5 separate regions of the Homo sapiens genome follow, and regions 2, 3, 4 and 5 are each linked to region 1. The links are chromatin loops, found by intact Hi-C in ENCODE. Cell type or tissue: heart left ventricle. All regions are shown on one strand.

Region 1 (5,000 bases):
AATACCCTGATTTCAGATTTTTGCCCTCCAGAACTATGGGAGAATACATTTCTGTTGTCTTAAGCCACCAAATTTGTAGTAATTTGTTATGGCAGTCCTGGGAAATGAATACAGAGGACAAGGACTGCAATTATGAGAGTTAGCTGAGTCCTGAGCCCTGTGCCCTGCCTCTATGTGCAGGGGTGGGATTAGCTTTCCCCAAAGCTCAAGGGCTGCATGGGAAAGGGATGGTCACCAACAGAAGAGGAATGAATATGGGAGAGGCAAGCAGAGTGTCCACTCCAGGCACCCTGTGTAAGAAAAGTGCCATTCCCTGAGCATCTGCTCTGGGAGAGAGGAGAGCATGGGAAAAACAGGACCCTAGAGGCCAGACCTGGACAAGGTCAAGGCGCAGGACTACACCATCCTGGAGGTGGGGGCGGGTCTTCCAAACGCTGAGAATGCAGCAGTACATCTGGAACATGGAGCACCATCCTCTTGAAAGAGTGGATGTGAAAGTGCATATGAGTCTGGGCGTAGTAGCTCATGCCTATAATCCCAGCATTTTGGGAGGACGAGGCAGGCGGATCAGAAGGTCAGGAGTACAAGACCAGCCTCCAGCCTGGCCAATATGGTGAAACCCCGTCTCTACTAAAAATACAAAAATTAGCCGGGTGTGGTGATGTGCGCCTATAATCCCAGCTACTTGGGAGGCTGAGGCAGAAGAATCACTTGACCTGGGAGGCGGAGGTTGCAGTGAGCCAAGATTGCACCACTGCACTCCAGCCTGGGCGACAGAGCAAGACTCCGTCTCAAAAAAAAAAGAAAGTACATAATAATTATAAAAATCATTCACACTTAAGAGGTTATTCCATCCACCTGGTTGCTCCACTCAGGACCTCAAGCTCATCCCAGAGTCTTCTCTCTCCCTTGCCCTCCCCTCACAGGCAATCTATTCCCACTCCTGCCAGCTCTACCTTCTATAAATAGTTCCAATCTGTCCACCTCCTTCCATCTCCATAGCCATTACCCTAGTTTAGGTCACCATCCTCTCTTGCTAGACTATAGCCTCTAGCTTGGCCTCCCTGCCTTCAGTCTCAGCCTTTTCCTGCCACTCCCTGCCAGACACTAGAATAATCTTCCAAAAATGAAAATCTGCCCATGTCACATACCTGTTAAAAACCTTTCAAGCCCCTCAGCATGACTTTCAAAGCCCTGTGATTACCAGACTTCATCCCTCACCACCTCCCTTGCCAGTTCCCCCTGAACACTTCAACTCCTCTCACACCTGGGAGCTTTGCACACACAGCTCTCTCTGCCTAGATGACACCCCCACCACTACTTGCCCAGCAAGTCCTCAAGAATTCAGCTGAGGCTGGCGCAGTGGCTCAAGCCTGTAATCCCAGCACTTTGGGAGGCTGTGGCAGGCGGATCACTTGAGGTCAGGAGTTCGAGACCAGTCTGGCCAACATGGTGAAACCCCATCTCTACTAAAAATACAAAAATTAGCTGGGCATGGTGGCAGGAGCCTGTAATCCCAGCTACTCGGGAGGCTGAGGCAGGAGAATCACTTGAACCAGGGAGGCAGAGGTTGCAGTGAGCCGAGATCATGCCACTGTACTCCAGTCTGGGCAACAGAGAAAGACTCTGTCTCAAAAAAAAAAAAAAAGAAAAAGAATTCAGCTGAGAGACCGTCTCCTTTGAGGGGTCTCCTTTATCCCCCAACCCTTCTAGGTTCCCCCACACCCCGGGCTTACCCTCTCCATGGTTATGGATGGTGTTGTGATGACCTGTGTGCCATTGCCTCCCCACTCCACTCCGAGCTCCATGAAAGCAGGAACTACAGCCTCTACCTCTTCCTCCTCAGTACACAGCATATGGCAGGTGCCCAGAAATACGTTAATGAATAAAGATCACACCTACACTAAATTCCCTTGCTTTTCTAAAACTAAGTTCATCCTAGACTCTCGCTGAATCTAAATGTTTCCCACCTCAGTACGGCAAGCATACAAGGCTGAAAACTTGGAGTCAGCTGACTTGGGTCACAGCCTATCTTTGTGACCTTTGGTCAGTTATTTCACCTCCCTGAGCCTCGATTTCTCTTTCTGAAGTGGGAATTATAAACCCTACTTCATAAGAAAAACACCTGGCATGTGACCCGGTAGAGGGACGCAGCACAATGCCTTCCACCTTCCTTCCCATATGCACACACTTTGGCTGATGTCGGCAGGCATCTGTGAAGCGCTTACCACGTGCCGGATTCAGGCAGGTGCTGGGAGGAATGATGATGACCCTGGCCCTAGATTTCACAGTAACCGCTTCTGAGAAAACTCAGCTGTAAATCCGGAGTAAATCCTGAGGATTCGCAGGTGGGTTTGCCAGCCAGCAGGAAGCCAGCTAACAGGAAGGTAACGCTGAACCAGACTCAGCCTCTCCTCCAAAGCCCCTGGATGTGGGTCGCACCAGAGACAGCAGAGTCGGTGGGTCCTACGGAGACAGCGGAGTCAGTGGGTCTTTACTGCCACCTGCTGGACAAACAGAATAAGGCCACAGGCAGCAGCCCAGAGAAATTCAGGCGCCTGCCTGAATTCAGCTGCCAAATGCACGGCTCTAACTTGTATCTGCCACATTTGTTCAACAGCTAATGAGAGGGTATCAGAGGAGATTGCTTTTGAAATAAAAACCACCTGACCAGAAAAAAAGAAAATAAAAGGAAAACCAACTGCACCTTGCAAAGGTTACAACGTGGAGCGTGCCTCCGGGAGAAATTTCTCTTTCTGACTCAAAGGCGAGAAGGACTAGAAAACCCTGTGAGGTGGGAGGAAGTATCTTCTTTTAAAACCATGGTCATACTTTACTCCATGGGCCATCACAGAGGGCAGATCCTGGTGACATTCTCCAAACCTTGGTGCGCAGGAATCCAACTGAACTGTCCTGCCCATAAACAATGCAGGATCTAGCTCAGTCCTGGAAAACTGCCCAAAGCAGGGAGGCCGTTCTTTCCGAAGGCCTTGGCTTTGCAGCCAGACTTGCTAAGTCAACAACGTGGGAGCCAGCCCTGCCTCCTGCCTTCCTATTCCACCCTCCAACTTCTCTTCCCTCCACCCGATAGTTCTCCTCCTTGGCCTGCCACACTCAGGAGTGCACACACACACACACAGTCCTCCATTCCATTATTCTCATTTATTTGGGTGGAAAATCTTTTCTGGGAAAACTAGGAGGCAGAATCCAGATGGGCCACAGCCAGGGTTATTTTTTCTCTTTCTCCATATTCCAACCATCCTGTGAAAAGTTGGGCCCAAGAATGCAAACTCCGGAAAACCAAGGGCAGTGCAGCGCCAAGATATTTACTTAGCCCATGAGTTTACTTCCATCTCCCAAGGAGACAGTCTCAGATTTCCTCAAGGCAGCAGGGCTTTGCTGAATCCAGCAGGTTGCTTCTGGACACAGAGAGCCTGGTCTCTGCAGCCTCTACACAGTCTGCTTGTGAGAAGGCAAAGAAAGCCTCTCTGGAAAGGCCCGTCTTAGCCCAGGCACACAAGTGTGGAGAGTAAAACTTGGGGAAGCACTGCCCATCATAACCTCCGGAGGTCTTATGACCACCAACCCTACTGGAAACACAGCACCAAGCTAAGCTGGGGCTGGGATGAAGGGCTACATTGCCCCAGAATTTCCCAACAGGAGAAAAGCCATAAAACAGACAGAAACAAGTGGGAGCCATCAAAAACACATAAAACTGGCAGGATGCAGTGGTTTATGCCTGTAATCCCAGCACTTTGGGACGCCAAGGCGGGCAGATCACCTGAGGCCAGGAGTTCAAGACCAGCTTGGCCAACATGGCAAAACCCAGTCTCTACTAAAAATACAAAAATTGGCTGGGTGCGGTGGCTCACACCTGTAATCCCAGCACTTTGGGAGGCTGAGGCGGGCAGATCGCCTGAGGTCAGGAGTTCAAGACTAGCCTGGCTGATATGGTGAAACCCCATCTCTACTAAAAATACAAAAATTAGGCGGGCGTGGTGGGGGGGGCGCCTGTAGTCCCAGCTACTTGGGAGGCTGAGGCAGGAGAATCGCTTGAACCCGGGAGGCAGAGGTTGCATTGAGCTGAGAACCCACCACTGCACTCCAGCCTGTGCAACAGAGCGAGACTGTCTCAAAAAAAAAAAAAACATAAAACTACCTATACAAACTGTGAACAGCACAATCCTGTTGGTTCCACTACAGTACAAAAATTGCAAGTTTTTCATCAAAATAGAAAATAAAAACAAAAATTATTAGCACTCTGGTATTAATCAACCAATGATGATACCTCAAATACATCATCTTGATCTAGTTGATGATGCCCCCAGAACCCCAGCTGTAACACTCATGTCCAGGCTTCTGCAACTTGGCATCTCTTGCATCTTGGGGGTTCACAAGAAGCAATTCTGTCCTTCTAACTATCCTAATTTCTGACCCTGAGCTTCCATCCAGGCCTTCTGGGTTCTCCTCACTTACTTGGAGTCATGCTAGGGAGGCAAGTGGGGGTGGGCATCAGGTCATCCACCGTCCATCTTCAGAAGTCTTCCCTGGGCCCTCTGGGTCCATCAGCTTCTTAGAATGCTTAGGGTGTCTTTTTTTTTTTTTTTTTTTTTTTTTTTAAACAGAGCCTTGCTCTGTCATCCAGGCTGGAGTGCAGTGGTGTGATCTCGGCTCACTGCTCACTGCGAACTTTGCCTCCTGGGTTCAAACATTTCTCCTGCCTCAGCCTCCCGAGTAGCTGGGATTACAGGCGCCCACCACCACACCCAGCTAATTTCTGTATTTGTAGTAGAAACGGGGTTTCGCCATGCTGGCCAGGCTGGTCTTGAACTCCTGACCTCAAGTGATCCACCCACCTCAGCCTCCCAAAGTACTGGCATTACAGGCGTGAGCCACCGCGCCCAGCCAAGGCCTGGGCATTGCAAGACAGTCCCAACTGCCTACAAGCACTAACATCTATCACTCTCTGAAGACCTAGCTCCCCAGGGACACTCCAAGAA
Region 2 (5,000 bases), 310 kb before region 1:
TGTACCCGTGTATATGTGGGGAGGCTGTGCACACGAGCGAGGGGTGAGTGGCCGTGGCTGTGGGCAGCATCCACACGGTTAGCCGTGCATGCACTTTGTGGCCCCTTTGCAAGGGGCAGAGGGTACTGGAAGTGGGAGGAGGCAAGGTCTGCTATCAGGAGTTACTGTAAAAACAAGAACTGGAAGCTCGTGTTTCCGGTACTGGGTAAAATGATTCTACCTCTGGGGATAAGGATTCACATTCGCTCTAGTACGATGGGCTCTTTCACCCCACTCCTAGTCCCCTTGGGAGTGGGAGCAAAATTGTGATCTTTCCTAGGAGTTTGAATGCCCCATATTTGTGTCCTCGCCAGCTCTTTGGCCACCTTTCAAGCCCCAGTGTTCAAGCTCAGAGAGGATGAAGGGGCATCTGGAGGGTCCATGAGATGGGGCCCTCACCAAATGCCTTGGCCACCGGCCAGCAGCCCTCTGTGATGTGTGTGCAGAGTGAACAGAGGACTCAGGTTTCATAGCAGCTAGTGCGGGGCATCCTCATCCTGTACCTATAGAGTTCGTGCACTCCCCCATCCATGCTACCTACCTCCCCGTTTCTGTTTCAGTTTTAAGACAATGAAGCAGCATTCACTGCGTCATTGTAACATGAAGGGATAAAAATGAAGGAGAAGGAGGGTTTGGGATGGGTGTCTAAGGCAGGAGTTGACATCGGGCAACCAAAGAAATGAGTTTTGGGGAGGAACACAACTCCCATCCCAGTCAGTTTCCTTCCCATGGCTGCATCTTAAGATGGATGCACGGAGAAACCGTCTGCCTGGCTCCCTGTCTTCATTCTCCACGCAGCCTGGTGATGGCAGGCCTGGGTTTGGATTTCAGAATCCTAGCTCCGGGCTCCACTCGTGTGGCAGCAAGACTGCTTCGTTCCAGCGTTTAGAAACACACCTGTATTTGATTCTCAGCCAGGGGAGCACTCGCTGCACTGGTGGGAGGCGGTTGGGAAAGTTGCAGGAAAACCTTAGTCTTCCATCCTTCTGACCCATGGTGGAAATTCACACCATGGATTTTTAATGGATCTTTGTTCTAGGCAGCTGGGAATAGACATGGTACTTACCTTAGAGTTTTCCAATTTATCTCAATTTTATATGGCTTGTGATTCATTTTCTTAATCCAAATATATATAAACGTGTGTGGTCTTATTCTTCCCCCTGCAGTTTCTTGCTTTCTTCAGCACATCTTATAGTATGAGAAGGAAGGTTTGGGCATGTTGGGAAGGGCGGTGGAGGGGGAGTTGCAGAAAGAGAGGGCAGTGAGGGTGAGGAGAGGGGATCTGGGGACTTGGGTGTGACACCTGCTTGACAGAGGCAGGGCTGTGGCCAGGACCAACCTTCAATTCCATTCCAATCAGCCTTTGCATTTGTTGGATCTCGTGGCTTCTTTTTAATCTTTTGTTGGGGATTAGTTTCATGCTGCACATAATGGGGTTGCACTGGTCTGACCCAGGACTTTGGAGCCACCCACACTGGGAAGACTAGGCTAGGCAGTCGGTCTTCTAGGAGTTTCTCAGCCCCTTAGGACGCGGGTCTCCTTGGGCTCCCCCAAGGGTTCTGCGAAGAGGCAGTGGAAGAAGGCATGAGGAGAGGGTCTCTTGAGAATTTGCCAATAGGAAGGAGTGGCCACGGCTGAAAGGAACAAGACAGATCCTGACATAGCTTTGGCCTGGGTGTTAGGTCAGAAGGAGTACTGGTGCGTGGGGGCCTTACCCCAGGGTTGAGTATTTTATCTGTAAAATGTTATCTGCCCTTTGGCTGCATTGGAATTTCAGAGAAGGCTGCAGAGGCCTGGGTTACACAGCCTGAGTCACAACGTGGGAAGGAATCTCTGCCACGGGAAAGGTGGGCGGAAGCAGCTGGCAGCCTGGGGCGTGCTTCAGGCTCCTCCCTCTAAGGGGCGCCATGGGAACAGGCTCCGGAGGGAGCCGGCGTCTGAAAGGCCCCCGGGACCTGCTGCAGTGCCAGAGGGGCCTCTGGAGCAGGCCTGGCTTTTAAATGGGGGGCTGAATTCCAGCTCACACACACCTCAAGTCCAACCTTACTTTCTTCAGCCAGAATACATTTCTTGTAAAACCTGGCTTGTTGCTTGGCTTTTAAAGATGGTGTATGTTTGTAAAAATATTCTTCTGGGCTCAAAAGCTAGCTTGAGGGGGCAGATGCCCCAGGTGTCCCAGCTCCACAGCCCCTGGCAGATCCCAGACCCCTTGGTGGCAGGTCCCAGAGCCTAGGTGGTAGGAGCTTGATCTTTGTTTCTGCCCTTACCCCTCAGTAGTGGGGCTGCGAGGTAGTAGACAGGATGCCCAGTTAAGTTTGAATTTCAGATAGAAAATAATTTTAGAATAAATATGTTCTATCTAATACATGGGACAGATGTTATTTTTAGAGATAGGATCTTGCTCTGTTGCCCAGGCTGGAGTGTAGTGGTATGATCATAGCTCACCACAACCTTGAACTCCCAGGCTCAAGCGATCCTCCCGCCTTAACTGCCTGAGTAGCTGGGACTACAGGCATGCACCACCACGCCCAGCTAATTTTTCTTATTTTTTGTAGAGACAGGGTCTCACTGTGTTGCCTCACTCGAGCTGCTGACCTCAAGTGATCCTCCCACCTCAGCCTGCCAAAGCACTGGGATTACAGGCATGAGCCACCATGCCTGGCCAGGACATATTTGAAATGGGGAGATTTTAAAAATTCTGATGATTAGACTGAATCCTCAGACGTTCTGGTTTGATTGTTGTGGGTGTAGCCCAGGCATGGGATTTTTTAAAGAGCTGCTCAGGTAATTCCAATTTAATTGCGTGTCCTACTTGGGTTTTTTGTTTGTTTTTATTGTTTTTGCTAAACCTGGCAACCCTACCGAGTAGGGATTAGCAGTAACTTATCTGAAATTTAGAGGTGTTTTGGGGGTGGGGCGAGGGTTTCTGTAGTAGACTCAGATTTTACATGGCCCTGAGCTGCCCTTGCGTTCAGTTGGAAGCCACGCAAAATGAACTGAACCAGGAGTGAGCTTCGTGTACATTATCTATTAGAAAATGAAGTACCTTCTGGTTCAGCTAGTCCCTGTGCGTTGAGAGGCTTTAAGAAACTTCTAGTAAAAATGTTTTTTTCTTTTAGCTTTGAATTGGCCAGAGTTTATCCTAGATTATTTTATTTTAAATTGGTAGAATTCTTTGCGAACTGTCACAGAGAAATTCCTTTTCATGACTTTATTTCTGACCTATTAAAACATGAACAGGCCAGGCATGGTGGCTCACGCCTGTAATCCTAGCACTTGGGAGGCAGTGGCAGGCGGATCACTTGAGCTCAGGAGTCCTAAACCAGCCTGGGCAACATAGTGATACCTTGTCTCTACCAAAAGTTAAAAAAAAAAAAAAAAAAGCTCAAGAACCTGCACGAGGGCCTAAAACAGTGGGCTCAGCTTTGGCTGTGCATTGGAATCACCTGGGGAGATTTGTAAGCTTCTGCTGTCTGGGCTGAACCCCCAGAGGTTCGGATTGAATTGGTGTGGGGTGTGGTCCAGGCATCGAGATGTGTAAAGACCTCCCCAGGTGATGATATGCAGTCCGAGGTTGAGACTGCCCTGTCCTGCAAGGTCGTTGGCCAGAGGTAGAGGAAACTGGTCAAAGTGGCTGTTGGGCTTGTCAAGCCCGTGGCTGAATGACAGTGAGCTCTCTTGCTGGGAGGGTTCCTTTTCCTGTTGTTGAATGGTCCTGGCCTGCAGGATGGGAGGCCAGATGCCTTCAGGAGCTGGTGGATCCAGCTGTTCTCACCAGCCTGGAGGTTAGCAGACCAGAGTGGGTGGGCAGGACCTTGGCCTGGTGCCCCTGGAATCAGTGGGTGGCATGTGTTGGGATATACTGGCTACAGGCTCATCTCAAAGAGCAGGTAGAACAGAGTCAGCAGGGAACTGACAGGTGGGGCTGTCCCCCTGAAAGCAGCCGCAGAAACAGCTGCCACCTATTTGCATAGCTGAGCAGGAGGACATACTGTCTTTGTGGGTTTTGCTTCTGGTCTGTTTCCTGACTGGGTTGATAAAGGGAGTCCCAGCTCGTTCCCTGTTAGCCAAACCAGCATCCTACTCACACACCGGACACTCCAGGTGCTAGTCCACTGGTGCTGGTGTTCAGGGGAGTTGGGGGGGGGGGGCGCGGGGACAGAAGCGCGGGTTCTTGGTTCCAATGAGGGACTTAGCAGAAGCCTCCAGGGGCCAGCAGGGCCAGGTGAAACTGGGAGAAATGAAGCCCTCTGTGTCCTGTGTGTGTGGTGGGGTTTAATGCATTAGCAAATTTAAACTTAAAAACTAACTCTAGGCCGGGCACGGTGGCTCACACCTGTAATCCCAGCACTTTGGGAGGCCAAGGCAGGTGGATTGCCTGAGCTCAGGAGTTCGAGACCAGCCTGGACAACATGGTGAAACTCTTGTCTTTATTTTTTTAAAAAAACAAAAAGTAACTTTCGATGTGATCATACCAGGAAAGTTTTGCGTGGTCACCATGCCAAGAAAATGACTTTGGTTGCCCAGCAGATCCACAGCGACTCTTTCTCAAGGGCTACTGTGGATTCTAGATTGAGGAAAGGGGCCACTTAGGACTCAGTGCTGGTATCCTCCACAGTCCTTTCTCCCAGACTCTGGCCCTCCCTTTGGGACCCAGGAAATCCCCTCTAGGGTGACGCTGCTGGCTAGGAAGACTGAGGTCTGCTGCGCCAAGGGGCCTCAAGTTAGAAGGGCCATGCCGTCAGTGGATGACTTTGAGCGCTGATCCTAGGGACCTGCCAGGTCCTCACTTCCTGCCCTGGGTGCACACATGAATGGGGCAGCCAGCAGGAAGCGGGAGAGGCTGGAACCAGGAGCCTGCCCTACCTGCATGGCAGGACAACTCTGAGGCCCTTCTGCCATATTCTCTGCTACCCACCAGAGAAAATAGGCTGCCTTCTAGAAAGATTTGTTTCTAAAAG
Region 3 (5,000 bases), 400 kb before region 1:
TTCCCACCTTATTGTATGCTTGGTCTTTCTGGTGACCAACCCCATCCTGAAGCTCTGTATCAGGAAGCGGGACAAAGACCACAGTCCCCAAGGCTCTGTTTTTCTGTTATCATTGCCTAATGGTGTGTTTCTTATGAAACTTTGAACTAGTTTTCCAAGCAGTGCAGCTTCATCCTACAGAGAAACAGTTGAAGGTGCACAAGCTGACAACCAGCGAGGTCCCTCCTGGTGGCAACACCCAGAACTAGAAGAGGATGATTTTGATTTCTTACCCAGCCCAACCCCCAAACCTTTTCCCCAGTTCTGATGGGTGCCTCCTCTGGACCCCAAAACATGAGTATGTTTATAGCTGAAGGAGATCCAGGACCCCAGAGGCCACTTTGGCTGATGGTAGGCCTCTTGGAATCCAGCTGGGTCGTGGGGTCAGGGTTAGGTTCCCTGGGCAGGACTGGAGGAGGGACAGTCCACAGAGAGGGACACAGTGCTGAGGGCTGCCAAGTCCATGGTGGCAGAGACCAAAGCCAGGCACCAACTGTGGGCCAGGGCCCCCAGGCTGGGAGTCAGGTGGCTAGGCCTCAGGCTGCTGTGCTCAAAGCAAGAGCCCTCAGGGATGCGTGGAGATAGCTGGGCCCCAGGCCCATGCCCATGCCAGCAGTGATGGCTCCAGGCCTGTCTTGATGGGTCCAGCAAGCAGGGGTTGAATATGTATTTGGGGCCAGCTAATGGAACCAGGATTAGGAAAGAGGACCTCCACTGTGGGACAAATACTGAGTGCCCCAGGAACTTTGCTGGGGGGGCCCTTCCTGGATTGCTGAGCAGGAGGCAGCGTGCAGAGGTGTGCAGGACTGGGTCCATACCCACGTGGGCCACCCAGGACAGGCCATGGAACCTGAGCACGTTCTTCTCAACCCCGCTGAGCGTCAGTGTCCTCAACTGTAAAACAAGGCTTGCTGTGCCAATCTGGAGGGTCTGTTGTGAAAGTTCAGTGGGAAGACAGACCCCTAATACGTGCTAATTCCTCGCCGCCTGCTGCTGTAAGAAAATGGTGCTGAAGTTACCATTTGCATTTTTCAGTTTACCCTCGGATACTGGTGTTGCAAAATTATGTTAAAGTAAAGCCCTGCCCCAGGAACTGGAGGGCAGAGTGGAGCCGAGGCCTGGGGAGAGGGGGTGGGAGTTGGGGTAGGGGTGACGTGTTCCCTGTAGTCTTTGGCTGCTTTTGTGGCCCCCACATTCTGCCATTCACACCTCTGGAAAAGGTGGCACATGGAGAAAAGATGAGCAGGGGGTGCAGAAGAGTGGGCCTCCACCAAGGTACTCTTTTTTGTAAACCGATATTGCTTTCCTCCAAAGTCTAGAGGTTATGGGAAAGCAGAAAGAAAGACCGCGTCAGCCTATCTCAGCAAGCCTGGTGCTTCTCCTTGTTTCTTCATGGGACTTTGCAATCCTATAGGTTTTTGTTGCTTTGGGTTTTGTTTTTTGTTTTTTTTTTGTTTTTTTTTGTTTTTTGTTTTTTTTGTTTTTTTTGTTTTTTGAGACGGCATCTTGCTCTATCGCCCAGGCTGGAGTGCAGTGGTGCAATCTCGGTTCACTGCAAGCTCCGCCTCCCGGGTTCATGCCATTCTCCTGCCTCAGCCTCCTGAGTAGCTGGGACTACAGGTGCCCGCCACCATGCCCAGCTAATTTTTTTTTGTATTTTTAGTAGAGATGGGGTTTCACCATGTTAGCCAGGATGGTCTCGATCTCCTGACCTCATGATCCACCCGCCTCGGCCTCCCAATGCTTTGGATTTTAAGCTTCTCGTGGGTGAACTCCTTTCTGCCCTCCATGGAGGTCTGGCCCCGGCTTGGTTGGCCAGAGCCTAGTGAGATGGCGGTAGCTGTGGACACAGTGGCAGCCTTGTTCATTATGCTCGCTGGGGCTGCTTGGTTGACCTGGACTCCATTCCCTACCATGGGCTTCTGCGTGTTGGCAGGGAGAGGAAGGGGGCACAATCCGAAGACCAGCCTGACGGGGCAGACGGCTTCTGGATTGTGAATGAGTCCTCTTCCTGGCTTAGGCTCCTGTAATAGCAAGGTCAAGACCACAGCTCTGCAGATGAGGTGTCAGAGTGGGCTGGACTGGGCAGGTCCGAATTTCTCAGGCCCGGCTCTCTGCGCCCTGCTGTGTCTTAGCTGTCCCCTAGGGGTCAGTCTGAGACTGAGAAGAAGCGGGTGCCTGGATCACTACGTAGGCTTCCCAGATGCCCCCAGGGAACGCAAACCTGAGGCATGATTTGAGGAGGTGTGGGGATGACACACAGATGGGATGGCAGGCGCTCCATCCCTGTGCCATGCGTGTATGTTGGGAGGTGAAGCTTGTTTTTCGGGCACAGCCCCCTCCCCTCAGGGTGTGGACGGAGACCTCTGACTTAACCACTGGATGTGGCTCGTAATTAAAGCAGTGAATGCTTGAGTGCTGGCTGGTGGGCCAGCAGCTGCCACCTGGCCCCTGAGAGCACCCTGCCCTTCTTGACCCCCTCCCAGGCCCCGAGAAGCCTCTAGCGTTGGGCATCAAGCAGGGGCCCCTGGGGTTGCTGTCCAGACCTCAGGCCAGTGCAAGTCTATCCCGGGCAGTTGATGCCTGGATGCACCAGTTCCTGACCTTACTGGATGTGGCTCCACCTGCGTCCCCAGAGCCCTGCGAGACCCTGGCAGAGGGAAACTTTGAGGCTTGGGAACCCCAACTGTTGAGCAGGCTGTTGAGAGAGTTTCCTGACCCAGGGAAATTTGCTTCTGGTCAAAGGGAATGTTAGGTGTGTCCTGAAGGACTCCCCAGGTTCCCTGGGTCCATGCATGGGGTCCCTGGAATCGCCCTGGGAGTCCCTCTGAGACTGTCCTGCTCAGGCTGCCCATCAGCCCCCAGTCCATATGCTATAGGGGCCCCCGTGGGGAGGGGGCATGGAGACACGTGGAGAGCCCGACACTCGGGTGCTAAAGGCAATGGGATAGTTGCTAGGGGCCCGTGGTCACCCCTCAGCAGGCAGTAATGTGAACCCTAATCCTACAAGTGCTGTAAGGCCCTGGGCCCTGTTCATCCACCCTATGGTGGATGAAATGGAGAGGGCATCCAGCCACCTGCCCCTCCTGTGTAGCCACCACGCCAGCAAATGGTGTCAGTAGCCTCCAACCCAGAGAGTCATCCTCAGCGCCTCCTCATGCAGCTGCCTTGAGTCCTCTGTTCCCCACTCACCCCTGCCTCCCCCTTCCATCACAGCCACTGCCACCCACTGACCGGGCGTCCTCCTGTCCTCAGCCTTCCTCTCTCCACACCCCCATCCCGCTCCTGGGACCCGTCCTTACCAAGGGATGAAAACCAACATCAGCTCCTACCCACTACTCTAGCCTCATCTCTCACCATGGTGCATCTCACACCTAAAACTGGCGATACCAAACCGCTCCCCGTTTCCTGAGAAAGCCATGTTCTCTCTTGCCTCTGAGTGTTATCTTTCTCCTAGGATGTCCTCCCTCCCGCTTCCTTGTCAGGAGCTAACGTCTACTCACCTTTTTAAGACTTACTTGCCGGGAGTGGTGGCTCATGCCTGTAATCCCAGCACTTTGGGAGGCTGAGGTGGGAGGATTACTTGAGCCCAGGAGTTTGAGACCAGCCTGGACAATATAGTGAGACTGCTTCTCTTAAAAAAAAAATTTTTACTTAGGTACCGCCTCCTCCAGGAAGCCTCCCTGACTCCTTCTGCCCCAGCCCAAAGGAGAAGGACCTGCACTGAGCTTCCTGGGGGCCCTTCACCCTCTACCACTGCCTGAACCTCACCCTTCATGACAGCCAGCCCCATGTCCACCCAGTGGCTTCAGGGCTCAGGCTGAGCTCCTCCTTTTCACCCCCAGGACAGCACCCACAGCAAGCATCGTTATCCATGCTCCTTGGGTGTGTCTCTAAGTATTTCTAGAACTAGGTATCTGGAAGCAGAATTGCTGTGTCAAAGGGTATGTAGATTTTGTTTTTTAACAGATACGGATGAAATTTTCTTCCACAAAGCCTGTACCATTTGTATCACCCAAGCACTATATGAGATTGCCCCTTTCCCCATGGCCTTCGCCAACCCCGGAAGCCATCCATCCACCTGCTGGTCTCCGGCCTAGCAGCCTGAGGGGAGGAAAGCCCATTGCTGCCGTCCTCTGTGCTGCCCAGCTTCCTAGGGAGGCGGACCATCTTTTTCTTATCTTCCCATACCCTCTGGATTTCTGCTTTTACGAATTAGCTATTCATATTCTTTGCCCATTTTCGATATGGTTGTTTGTCTTTTCCTTATTGATTTATAAGAAATCTCTGTATATTCTGTTTTTTGCTTGTTTGTTTTTTGAGGCAGTCTCGCTCTACTGCCCAGGCTGGAGTGCAGTGGCTCAATCTCAGCTCACTGCAACCTCTGCCTCCCGGGCTCAAGCGATCCACCTGCCTCGGCCCCGCAATTAGCTGGTACCACAGGCACACGCCACCACATCCAGCTAATTTTTGTTTTTTTGTTTGTTTGTTTGTTTGTTTTGTTTTTGGTAGAGACAGGGTTTTGCATGTTGCTCAGGCTGGTCTTGAACTCCTGTGCTCAGGTGATCTGCCCACCTCGGCCTCCCAAAGTGCTGAGATTACAGGTGTGAGCCACAGCAACAGGTTGAAATCTCTATATATCCTGATTATCAATCTTTATGGATTTTGCTTGTGTTTTAATCTTGTTTTAGGAGTGTTTTATTACACAGAATGTTAATTCTGATGTCATCATTTATCAACCTTTTTATGCCATTTGCATTTTGTGTATCATTTTGTGCCTTCTGTACCTCCAGGCTATAAACATATTCTCCTATATATAGTTTTCAGATACTTTTGAGAAAAAGAAGTATTTATGCTTAGCTCTTTTATCCACCTGGAGCTTATTTTTGCTTTTGGTGGGAGTAGAGATCTGGCACTCTTACTTCCTCAATATGGCCAGTACTTTGAGTTCCTAATGTTGA
Region 4 (5,000 bases), 100 kb before region 1:
TACGTAGACTTTCCAGGACTTTCCAGATTTTAGCACTGAAAGTCCCAGGTCCCAGGAAACTCTTTCGTCCTGGGCAAACTGGGATAGTCGGTTACCCGATAGGCCATTATCAGAGGCTGGAGGAGATGTCATGAGATCTGCTGCTTCTCATACCATTTTGGTTTGAATCAAAGATTTTTCTTCTTGGTATATCCGACAATGAACCACAGAATAGTGGCAACATGTCTTATCCTCATTTCTAGATTTTCTCAATTCTCCTTCTCTTCCTTCTTTTTAACAGCATCTAAAACACAAACCTCATCTTGAAGTCTACTGGACTCTACTCATGAAGGGAAAGAGTTTGAAAATTATACAGGAATCAGGCCAGGTGCAGTGGTTCATGGCTGTAATCTCAGCACTTTGGGAGGCCAAGGTGGGTGGATCATCTGAGGTCAGGAGTTCAAGACCAGCCGGGCCAAAATGGTGAAACTCCATCTCTACTAAAAATACAAACATTAGCCAGGTGTGATGGAGCACGCCTGTAATCCCAGCTACTTGGGAGGCCGAGGGAGGAGAATCGCTTGAACCAGGGAGACGGAGGTTGCAGTGAGCCGAGATTGTGCCATTGCAATCCAGCCTGGGCAAAAAGAGCGGGGGAAAAAAAAAGAAAAAATTATACAGGAATCATTGTATATTGACCCCATATTTCTTTCTCAGAGAAAGTAGGGTTTCTAGTGAATAGAGGGCTGTCCTAGAAGCCAGAACCCCTTACCCAGTTCTGCCCGTTAAATGGCTGTGTGCCCTTAGGTAAGACTCTTCCCTTCTCTGAGCCCCAGTTTGAAATATGGGAGTTCTATATGATCTCCTGCCCTTGAGGAGTGCACAGGCCTTAATGTTCAGCCCTCTCATTCTACAGATGAGGACATGAAAGCTCAGAGAAGTCAAGGGGCTTGGCCAAGGTCACACAGCAAGCTAGAATAGTACAGAAAGACACACAGCAGTCTCTAAAGTTTTCTCTTATGAGACAAAATGTTGCCCCATGTGCCACCCCCCAGCACACACCAGAGAAAAAGCAGAGTACACTAAGAAACATAATCTGTTTAATGTTGCTTTCTAAGCCTGTAAAGAAAATGAGCCAAATGCTGAAAGATTAAGATTCCGATCTTTAAAAACAAATCAGGGTTTAATTTGGGTTTTCTTAAAGCCTCATAAAAAAGGGAAGCTGAATCCTTGACCAAATACTCAGCATTCCAAAGTGGGACGATGAGACAGATTTTAATTCCCTGCATGAGGAGCAGGCAGATTGGAGGATGTGTATTTCCATTGGCCTGCATATTTTTCAGATGTGTAAATGGCAGGCAGCCTGGAGGGAAGAGAATAGCCCCAAAGGGGCACGAGGGGAAGGTGACGCCTTGGAGGAGGGCTGCTTCTGCAAAGCCATAATGAAAGCTAACTGGGCTGCATCCTGATGGCTGAGAGAGGGCAAGTAACTTACTTAAAGTCATTCAGCTAGTAGGTGGCAGAGTTAGGAATTTAACCCAGATCTAAGTTCAAGCTCAAGTGCTCACTGGTTATGCTATGTAAAATTGGGAGCGGGAAGAAAAATGGCAAAATCAGGACCCCTTTCCATTATCCAGAGAGCCTGCTGTGGACTCTCTGCGATCCCCTCTGGATCTCTTTCTTGCTTCAGTCTTACAGGGCACTTCACTGTTTCCTTAGACCCCCTGTACTGGATGAAAATGTATTCATTCAGTTGTTCAACAAACGATTAATAAGAGTTTACTATGTGCTGGCTGACACTCCCCATCAAGAAAAGAAACCAATCAAACTAAACAGAAAGATATGTCCAGGTCCTGGGATTAAGGAGGGATTAAAAAGGGCTTCCTGGAGGAGGCAATGTTTGAAGTGAGCCTTGAGTTGGATTTGGGCATATCAGTTGTGTCCAAATAAAGCCTGGCTGAATAGTTCTTTAGTCATTACTTATTTACTAGCAGCCTGGGTCCCCTTTGGATATGGAGGGCTCTGGGTCAGTACCATTGACCAAAGCAAACTTAGAGATTGTCTAGGAATGCCAGTTATCCCCAAATATTCCAGACCCCAACGTATCAATCTCTCAACTGTCTCTGCATCTCGTCTGTGTAATAGCTGCCTCCACCAGCATTGGGAAGGCAGGGGAAGGAACACACATCTACTTAGCACCGCTACACCAACTATTTAAAAAAAATACAAGGTCTGTGTGGGAAATATTGTAGCTTCATGTTACACTGAAGAAACAGAAGCTGATAGAACTTAGGTGACTTGCCAAAGGTCACACAGCTCTACAGGGCAACACAGGGATTTGAATCTAAAGCCCACACTGTTCTCATGGCCCTACCTGCCTTTCTGTGTGCCAGACAGTGTTAGATGCTTCAAAAACACAACCTCTGCAAAAAAAAAAAAAAAAAAAAAAAAAAAAAAAAGGCCCATAAGGACACCGAACAGGAAATATGGATTCTGCACCTCCAGGGTACTTAGACCATGCTAGACACCAAGGATTCACAGAGGCCTAACCTCAAAGAAACACTCACTCTATTGAAAACACCTAAATAGCCCACTAGAAGCCACAGAGGCCCACATATAACCAGGAGTTGAACTGGGTGGTGTCACTGATGTCCTGGGTTATAGGTACCAATGAGGGCTGGAGGGGTCAGTGATCAGAGTCCCAGAGGAAGCGATTTTGTGCTGGTCAGGAAGGTCAGGAAGGATTTGGACAGAGGGAGGAGAGAAGGAACCCAGGTAGCAGCAGTCATTCTAGCTGGGGGAAACAGTGCTCCAACATTGGCTGGGACCAGGTTCTTTCTCCCTAGCTCAGCTCTGCTCCCTCGGGATGGTGCCTTCTCAGACCTGATCCTGCAGTTCAGCTACCGCAACCACATCCTTCCAAATTCGAATCCAGCTGAGCCAGGCACGGTGGCTCACCCCTGTAATCCAAGAACTTTGGGAGGCTGAGGCAGGTGGATCATTTGAGGTCAGGAGTTCGAGACCAGCCTGGCCAGCATGGTGAGACCCCATCTCTACTAAAAATACAAAAATTAGGCAGGCGTAGTAGGTGCCTGTAATCCCAGCTACTTGGGAGGCCAAGGCAGGAGAATTGCTTGAACCCGGGAGATGGAGGCTGCAGTGAGCTGAGATTGCACCACTGCACTCCAGCCTGGGTGACAGAGGTGAGACTGTCTCAATAAATAAATAAATAAATAAATAAATCCAGCTGAAAAGAGCAAGTATCTGTGTCCAGCATTTCCAGCACAAGCCCTGAGATTCACCACCTTAGGTCACCTGCCCACCAACCAACCGATCAGGGAGAATGGAAGCTGGGGCTGCACTGTTTAGCTTTAGACTAGATTACAGATTCTATTCTTGAAGCTGAGCATGAACTAACTCCACCCAGAGGTCCATGGACCAAAAGTCAGGTGGGGATGTTCCCAGAGGAAAATTAGGGTATGGTTACCAAAGAAACAGTACAGATGGAAATAGATGCCGTGCTTGTAGAACTCAGTAAATATCCACTTGTTCCATTGCCTGAAGAGAACCCAAGGCTTACAATGGTTATAGGGCTTGCCCCAAATCTAGAGCAGGGAGAAGTGGGCTGAAAGGTTCAGATCTTCTGTTCAAACCCAGTGAAATAGAATGTGTGTGTCTGTGTTGGGAGTGTAAGATGAAAACAAAAGCTAAGGGTTGTGTTGGGTGTTAATAGTGATAAAGGTGTTCTTGGCAGGATGCAACTAGATTATGGAGAGTTTTGCAAGCCAGAAAGAGGTTGACCTTAATGAAGAAGGACGCCAGGCGCAGTGGCTCATGCCTGTAATCCCAGCACTTTGGGAGGCTGAGGCAGATGGATCACAAGGTCAGGAGATTGAGACTATCCTGGCCAACACGGTGAAACCCCGTTTCTACTAAAAATACAAAAAATTAGCCAGGCGTGGTCACATGCACCTGTAGTCCCAGCTACTCGGGAGGCTGAGGCAGGAGAATCGCTTGAATCTGAAAGGCAGAGGTTGCAGTGAGCCGAGATCGTACCACTGCACTCCAGCCTGGGCAACGGAGTGAGACTCTCTCTGAAAAAAAAAAAGAAAGAAAGAAAAGAAAGGAAACAGGGAACTTCTATGGGTTTTAATAGAGTAACAGGATGGAAGCTAAAACTCACTCAAGGCTGAAGTCAAGGGGTCTACACTCTTAACCATTGAGACCGACACTCCCTTTTAGGCCTCCAGGGTACTCCCAAGGGATGGACTCTGCAAGATGTACCCACCCCCATCCCCACTGCCTGGCTCCAGCTTGTCCTCCCAGATCCGGAGTCCCCTCCTCCCTCCCAATGCTGTGGCTTTGGCAGCCACTTTGCAAACTGAAAGTTTTAAGTGCATTTCCACCCCAGAGGAAGCTGAGAAGCAGGCATGTTGCAGCAGCCACTTCTGAGCTCCCAACATTTATCTTTCCCCTTCAGAAAAGGGATCAAACACTTTTTCACAATGGAAAGAGGAGAGGGTGGAGGGAGGGAGGGAGGAACACAGAAAAGAGAGCAAAGAGAAAAAAAGGAGGATGAATAAGAGAATTTTATTTGATCTCATTTGATCTTAATCAGACAAAGTTTATGTTTCAATTATGCATTTTTCTCTTCCATGCTGAGACAATGAACACATAAGGGAAAACAAATCAACAAATCACGTTATTTATTTACTTCCCTTGAATTTACTCTGATTCCAAAAACATTTAGGAGGCTCACAAAACTAAACACAATGGTGACTGTGATTATTAGGGACAAAAAGGAACAAAGACCATAAAGGTAGCAGAGAGAGCAGACACCAGCAGACACCTGAAGAATGCCAATTTCCGACTTGGATGCTATATTTGGCCCTATGTGGAAAAAATGTTCACTTTACATTGGTTTTGTCCTCTGGTGACAGAAAGCATTCGCATGCAGCTGTGGCCACAAGCTTTTTTTTCTGGGACTAAACTCAAGCTGAAATATATCACATGGGGCTGAC
Region 5 (5,000 bases), 390 kb before region 1:
ACCTCAGTCTCCCAGGTAGCTGGGACCACAGGCATCTGCCATCATCCCCAGCTATTTTTATTTTTTGTAGAGATGGGGGTCTTGTTCTGTTCCCCAGGCTGGAGTGCAGTAGTGCAGTCCTAGTTTGCTGCAGCCTCAAACTCCTGGCCTCAAGCAATCCTCCAATCTCAGACCCCCAAAGTGCTGGTATGGCAGGCATGAGCCACCTTGCCTGGCCACCAGGAACTTCTCACTGGCCAAATCCAAGCATCAGTTCTCTAGTCACATTTTTACATAGTGATGGTGTGTGGTGAATAGATCAGGGTAATTAGCATATCCACCATCTCCGGCATTTATCATTTCTTCATTTTGGGAACACTCGATAGTCTCCTAGCTACTGAAAACTCTGTATTATTGTTAATGATAGTCATCTTACAGTGATGTAGAACAATGGAACTTATCCCTCCTCTAGAACTGTAACTCTGTACTTTTAACAAACGTCTCCCTACTCTCCTTCCCCTGCCATTCTCAGCCTCTAGTGTCCTCTGCTCCATTCACATTTTACTGGAACCCTGGGCAGGGCCTGGCACAGCCAACCTCTCCCTTCTCAGATCGTCCTTTTAGCTCAAGCCTTCCTCCTACCTCTCAGGCTGCTTTTCTCCCCGCACACCACCCCCCCGCCACCGGCTTTATTATTATTATTATTATTATTATTATTATTATTATTATTGAGACAGAGTCTCCCTCTGTCACCCAGGTTGGAGTGCAGTGGCGTGATCTCAGCTCACTGCAACCTCCGCCTCCGGGGTTCAAGCGATTCTCCTGCCTCAGCCTCCCAAGTAGCTGGGATTATAGGACGGCGCCATCACACCCGGCTAATTTGCATATTTTTGGTAGAGATGGGGTTTCACCATGTTGCCCAGGCTGGTCTCGATCTCCTGGCCTCAAGTGATCTGTCCACCTCAGCCTTGCCCGCCCTCCTCCTGGGTCCCTTTAAATGGCGCTGGGTCTCAGGCCTCGTCCTCACCCCTATGCTTCCTGCCTGCCCACTCCCCAGGGGAGCTGGTTGGTCCCAGAACTCTAAAAGCACCATTACCCTGAGGGCTCCCAAGATAGTATTTTCCCCTCCGACATTGCCTTCGGCTCCAGTCTCTTCTGTCAAACCTGTGGCGCACCCTCTGCATTTCCACCATGTTCCAGGCTACACCCTTTGATCTGATCCAGCTCCGTCCCCTCAGCCCCAAGAATGTTTCCCCAGGCTCCCCATCTCAGTAAATGGCACCACCTCCCCTACCTGGTCACTCTGACCAAGGATCAAGTCATCCTTAATTTCTTTCCTCCTTCCACATCCAACCCATCATCACAGCCTAATGGTTTTACCTCCAAACTATGTCCCGAGCCATCCACTTCCCTCCACCTTGGAGGTTACACCCCAGTCCCAGCAGAGCCGCACCCTGTACCTGTGCCCCGATGGCCTGCATTCTCTCTTGTTTTTTGTGGTCCATATGACACCGGAGTGTTCTTTAAAACTTGTAACTCCTAGTGGCTGGGCATGGTGGCTCACACCTATAATCCCAGCACTTTTGGAGGCTGAGGCAGGTGGATCACCTGAGGTCAGGAGTTCGAGACCAGCTTGGCCAACATGGTGAAACCCCGTCTCTACTAAGAATACAAAAATTAGCTGGCCATGGTGGCAGGCGCCTGTAATCCCAGCTACTCAGGAGGCTGAGGCAGAAGAATCACTTAAACCCGGGAGGCGGAGGTTGCAGTGAGCCGAGATGGCGCCACTACACTCCAGCCTGGGCAACAGAGCGAGACTCCATCTCAAAAAAAAAAAAAAAAAAAAAAATTGTAAGTCCCATCCTCCTCTCCCTTGCATAAGAGCCTCCAGTGACAAAATCCAAAACCCTGACTTCCCACTGTGGCCTCGAAGGTTTCACTTTTGCCTGAATCTTTGACCTTGCCCCTCCCAGATTCCCGGTGACTCTCACTGTTCAGCCACCCTGACCTGTTTTCTGTTCCTCAAACTGCCCAAGCGAGTTCTGCACAGGGCCTTTGCCTGGCTTCCCCTTCACCTAGAACCCTTGTCCCCCAAATCTTTGCACAGCTGCCCTTGTGCCCTTCAGGTTTCAGCACAAATGTCACCTCCTCAGAGAAGCCTTCCCCCACCACCCTCTCAAGAAACTCCCTCCCCACCCTGCCCCCATCACTGCCAGAGCACCCTGCTTATTTCCTTGAGTATGCACCACTGTTAGCTGCATGTTTTTTTAATGGCTGTGTAATAGTGATACATGTTTTTGGGATACATGTGATATTTCGATAACTGCATATGTTGTGTAATGATCAAATCAGGGTAACTGGGATATCCATTACCTCAAACCTTTGTCTTTGTGTTGGGAACATTACAATTCTTCTAGCTTTTTGAAAGATACAAGAAATTATTAACTATAATTTCCCTGCTGTACTAGCAAATACTAGAACTTATTTCTTCTCTCCAACTGTATCTTGTTTGGCACAGTCTTGATCATCTATGTGTGTCCTGTCATCCCCCACTGGCCTGTAAGCTCCGTGGGTCCAGGGCTTTGCCAGTGTCATTCACTGCTGCACAGTGCCTGGCATAGAGAGGCTGTTGGTGCAGATTTGTTGCACAAGCAGATGGATGAATCTCAGATGTGGAATGTTGACTCTTTGTCAGGGAGGGATGGGCTCCCACCTAGGAGTCTCCGAGGACCAGCTCAAAGGCTGTAAAAATCATGCCCTGCCTCAGTGCTCTGGGGGATTAGAAAGGGGGTGCCTGGATTCTCTGAGACTCTGCAGCTGGGCTCTCTCGCTTTCCTGTGCGTGTCAATCACTGATCTTAAGAAAATGCAGATTCTGGTTCACAGGCCTGGGTCTGCGTTCCTAGCCTGCTCATCAGCAATGGTGGTGCTGCTGACCTCAGATCTCTCTAGCAGCGCTTTTGTAACTTGCAGGTCCTGTGCCATCTTTCCCCCTACATGCCATGGGACCACGCGGAAAGAGCCAGAGGGGTCCCTTCATTGCCTCCTCTGCCCCTCCTCCCTCCATCCAGCAGCAAGTGTTATTTGTAGCAGTCACTGTCACCTCCGCATGTGGTGAGGCCTGCTAGGTTTCTGTCTCCACATTTCTGTTACTGTGACAGACAAGACGGATTCTCTGCCAGGAACTGTGCTCAGCCACTTGCTTCTGGCATTGCTGTTTCCTCTCTGTGCACCTCTTATTCAGGCAGACTCCTGGGGGATGTTGCCCCTGCTGGAAGTCAGGCCCAGTTCATTGCCCTAGTGTGGGATGGGGCAGCTGACCCCGCGGGGAACTGGGAGGCATTACCGAGAGGTTTCCAAGCTTTGGTTTCAGGAGTACAGGTATAGGCCTACCTGACTGGCCCTGGGGGCAAAATGTTCATTTAAACTTGGGGAGAGGCTGGGCACGGTGGCTCACGCCTGTAATTCCAACACTTTGGGAGGCCAAGGTGGATGGATTGCTTGAGCCCAGGAGTTGGAGACCAGCCTAAGCAACATAGAGAGACCCCATATCTACAAAAAAATTAAAAAGTAGCCAGGCATGGTGGCGTGTGCCTGTAGTCCCAGCTACTCAGGAGGCTGAGGTGGGAGGATCACTTGAGCCTAGGAGGTTGAGGCTGCAGTGAGCTATTATATTATCACACGACTGCACTCCAGCCTGTACCATAGAGAGAGACCCTACCTCAAAAAAAAAAAAAAAAAAAAAAAAACAAACCTGGGGAGAGTTTGGGACCTTTGGAGTCCAAGAGTTCTGAGTTTGAATCCTGATGCTGTCACATACTACTTGGGCCACGCCGAACAAGGAACTTAGCCTCCCTGAGCCTCACTTTCTTCACTTGCTAGATGGAGGTTGTAACTCGTGTCTTCCTCCCAGGGTCGTTGTCAAAATGAAACATGAAAGTGCATGGAAGTAGGAGGTCAAGGCAGGTGAATTACATGAGGTCAGGAGTTCGAGACCAGCCTGGCCAACATGGTGAAATGCTGTCTCTGCTAAAAATACAAAAATTAGCTGGGCGTGGTGGTGCATGCCTGTAGTCCCAACTACTAGGGAGGCTGAGGCAGGAGAATCACTTGAGCTGAGATCGCACCACTGCACTCCAGCCTGGGCACAAGACTCGTCTCAAAAAAAAAAAAAAAAAAAAAGAAAGAAAAGAAAAGAAAGTGCATGGAAGGCTCTCCGCACTGTGGAAAATACTGGCATTTCTCAACTCACAATGCATAGATTGTGAGACATATCATGGTCCATTGAATATCTTTTGACTCAGGGGTGGTGACCAGGTGCTGATAGCAAGGCCTGGGGCCCAGTCCTCCTCCCACAACCGCATCCCCCCCAGCCCCACCCACAGCCACCTGCTGCTCTAGCACTAGCTAGAAAAGTCAGCCCCTGGGCATTCTCAAGAATTGAGCCCACCCCTTTGTCAGACCATTCTCCCAGGGCAGAGACTGGCCTGATCACATGAAAACCACACCTGCCGAGCCAGAGGGCAAATGCTCCAACATTGTATTAGAGAGATTAAACAGCTGTTCTCAACCAGATCATTGCTACATTCCATTTCCTGACCAGGAAAATGAAAATGGCTGTCATAGAAGACAGAGCATAAAGTCTGATTCTTTTCTTTTTGAGATGGAGTCTCGTTCTGTCACCCAGGCTGGAGTGCAGTGGTGCGATCTCAGCTCACTGCAACCTCCGCCTCCTGGGTTCAAGCGATTCTCCTGCCTCAGCCTCCCGAGTAGCTGGGACTACAGGTATGTGCCACCACGCCCAACTAATTTTTGTATTTTTAATAGAGATGGAGTTTCACCATGTTGGCCAGGTTGTTCTCGAACCCATGACCTCAAGCAATCTGCCCACCTTAGCCTCCCAAAGCACTGGGATTACAGGCATGAGCCACTGTGCCTTGCCTAAGTCTGATTCTTAAGATGGAAACTCAGTCAGGCGGCCATGGCTCATGCCTGTAATCCCAGCACTTTGGGAGGCCGAGG

The links. Hi-C counts contacts between places; a loop is a spot of excess contacts. Peaks named below come from ENCODE experiments on the same cell type or tissue, not always from the same donor. Only the 100,000 strongest peaks of a DNase experiment are listed, where the experiment ranks them.
Region 2: it touches region 1 in a loop (3-fold over the local background); 21 of 110 quality-filtered maps call a loop at or near these places.
Region 3: it touches region 1 in a loop (13-fold over the local background); 91 of 110 quality-filtered maps call a loop at or near these places.
Region 4: a loop joins it to region 1, with 2.5 times the contacts of the local background. A loop is called at or near these places in 6 of 110 quality-filtered maps.
Region 5: it touches region 1 in a loop (3-fold over the local background); 2 of 110 quality-filtered maps call a loop at or near these places.

What each region holds. Positions count from the first base shown.
Region 1 is chr17:31,840,226-31,845,225 of GRCh38, forward strand. No RefSeq gene overlaps it. Among named protein-coding and RNA genes, the nearest start is that of COPRS, 17 kb to the right of the region's middle. In heart left ventricle, a CTCF peak has its summit at 2,520 (motif pointing left); DNase peaks (open chromatin) are centred at 2,496 and 3,006; H3K4me3 peaks cover 710 bases; H3K27ac peaks cover 532 bases.
Region 2 is chr17:31,531,860-31,536,859 of GRCh38, forward strand. RAB11FIP4 (RAB11 family interacting protein 4) reads left to right here. Exons shown (of 15, transcript NM_032932.6): 15 at 1-5,000. It overlaps MIR4724 (microRNA 4724), which reads left to right and starts at 3,024; the gene lies at 3,024-3,112. RefSeq lists an enhancer at 3,652-3,951. In heart left ventricle, a CTCF peak has its summit at 1,944; no DNase peak of the experiment used is centred here.
Region 3 is chr17:31,435,272-31,440,271 of GRCh38, forward strand. The region is part of intron 3 of RAB11FIP4 (RAB11 family interacting protein 4); the gene reads left to right. Among named protein-coding and RNA genes, the nearest start is that of RAB11FIP4, 46 kb to the left of the region's middle. RefSeq lists enhancers at 1-327, 328-828, 2,264-2,373. In heart left ventricle, CTCF peaks have their summits at 2,184 (motif pointing right) and 2,383; a DNase peak (open chromatin) is centred at 2,190.
Region 4 is chr17:31,739,650-31,744,649 of GRCh38, forward strand. No RefSeq gene overlaps it. Among named protein-coding and RNA genes, the nearest start is that of COPRS, 120 kb to the right of the region's middle. In heart left ventricle, no CTCF peak of the experiment used is centred here; no DNase peak of the experiment used is centred here; H3K27ac peaks cover 2,182 bases.
Region 5 is chr17:31,449,654-31,454,653 of GRCh38, forward strand. The region is part of intron 3 of RAB11FIP4 (RAB11 family interacting protein 4); the gene reads left to right. Among named protein-coding and RNA genes, the nearest start is that of RAB11FIP4, 60 kb to the left of the region's middle. RefSeq lists an enhancer at 4,552-5,000. In heart left ventricle, no CTCF peak of the experiment used is centred here; no DNase peak of the experiment used is centred here.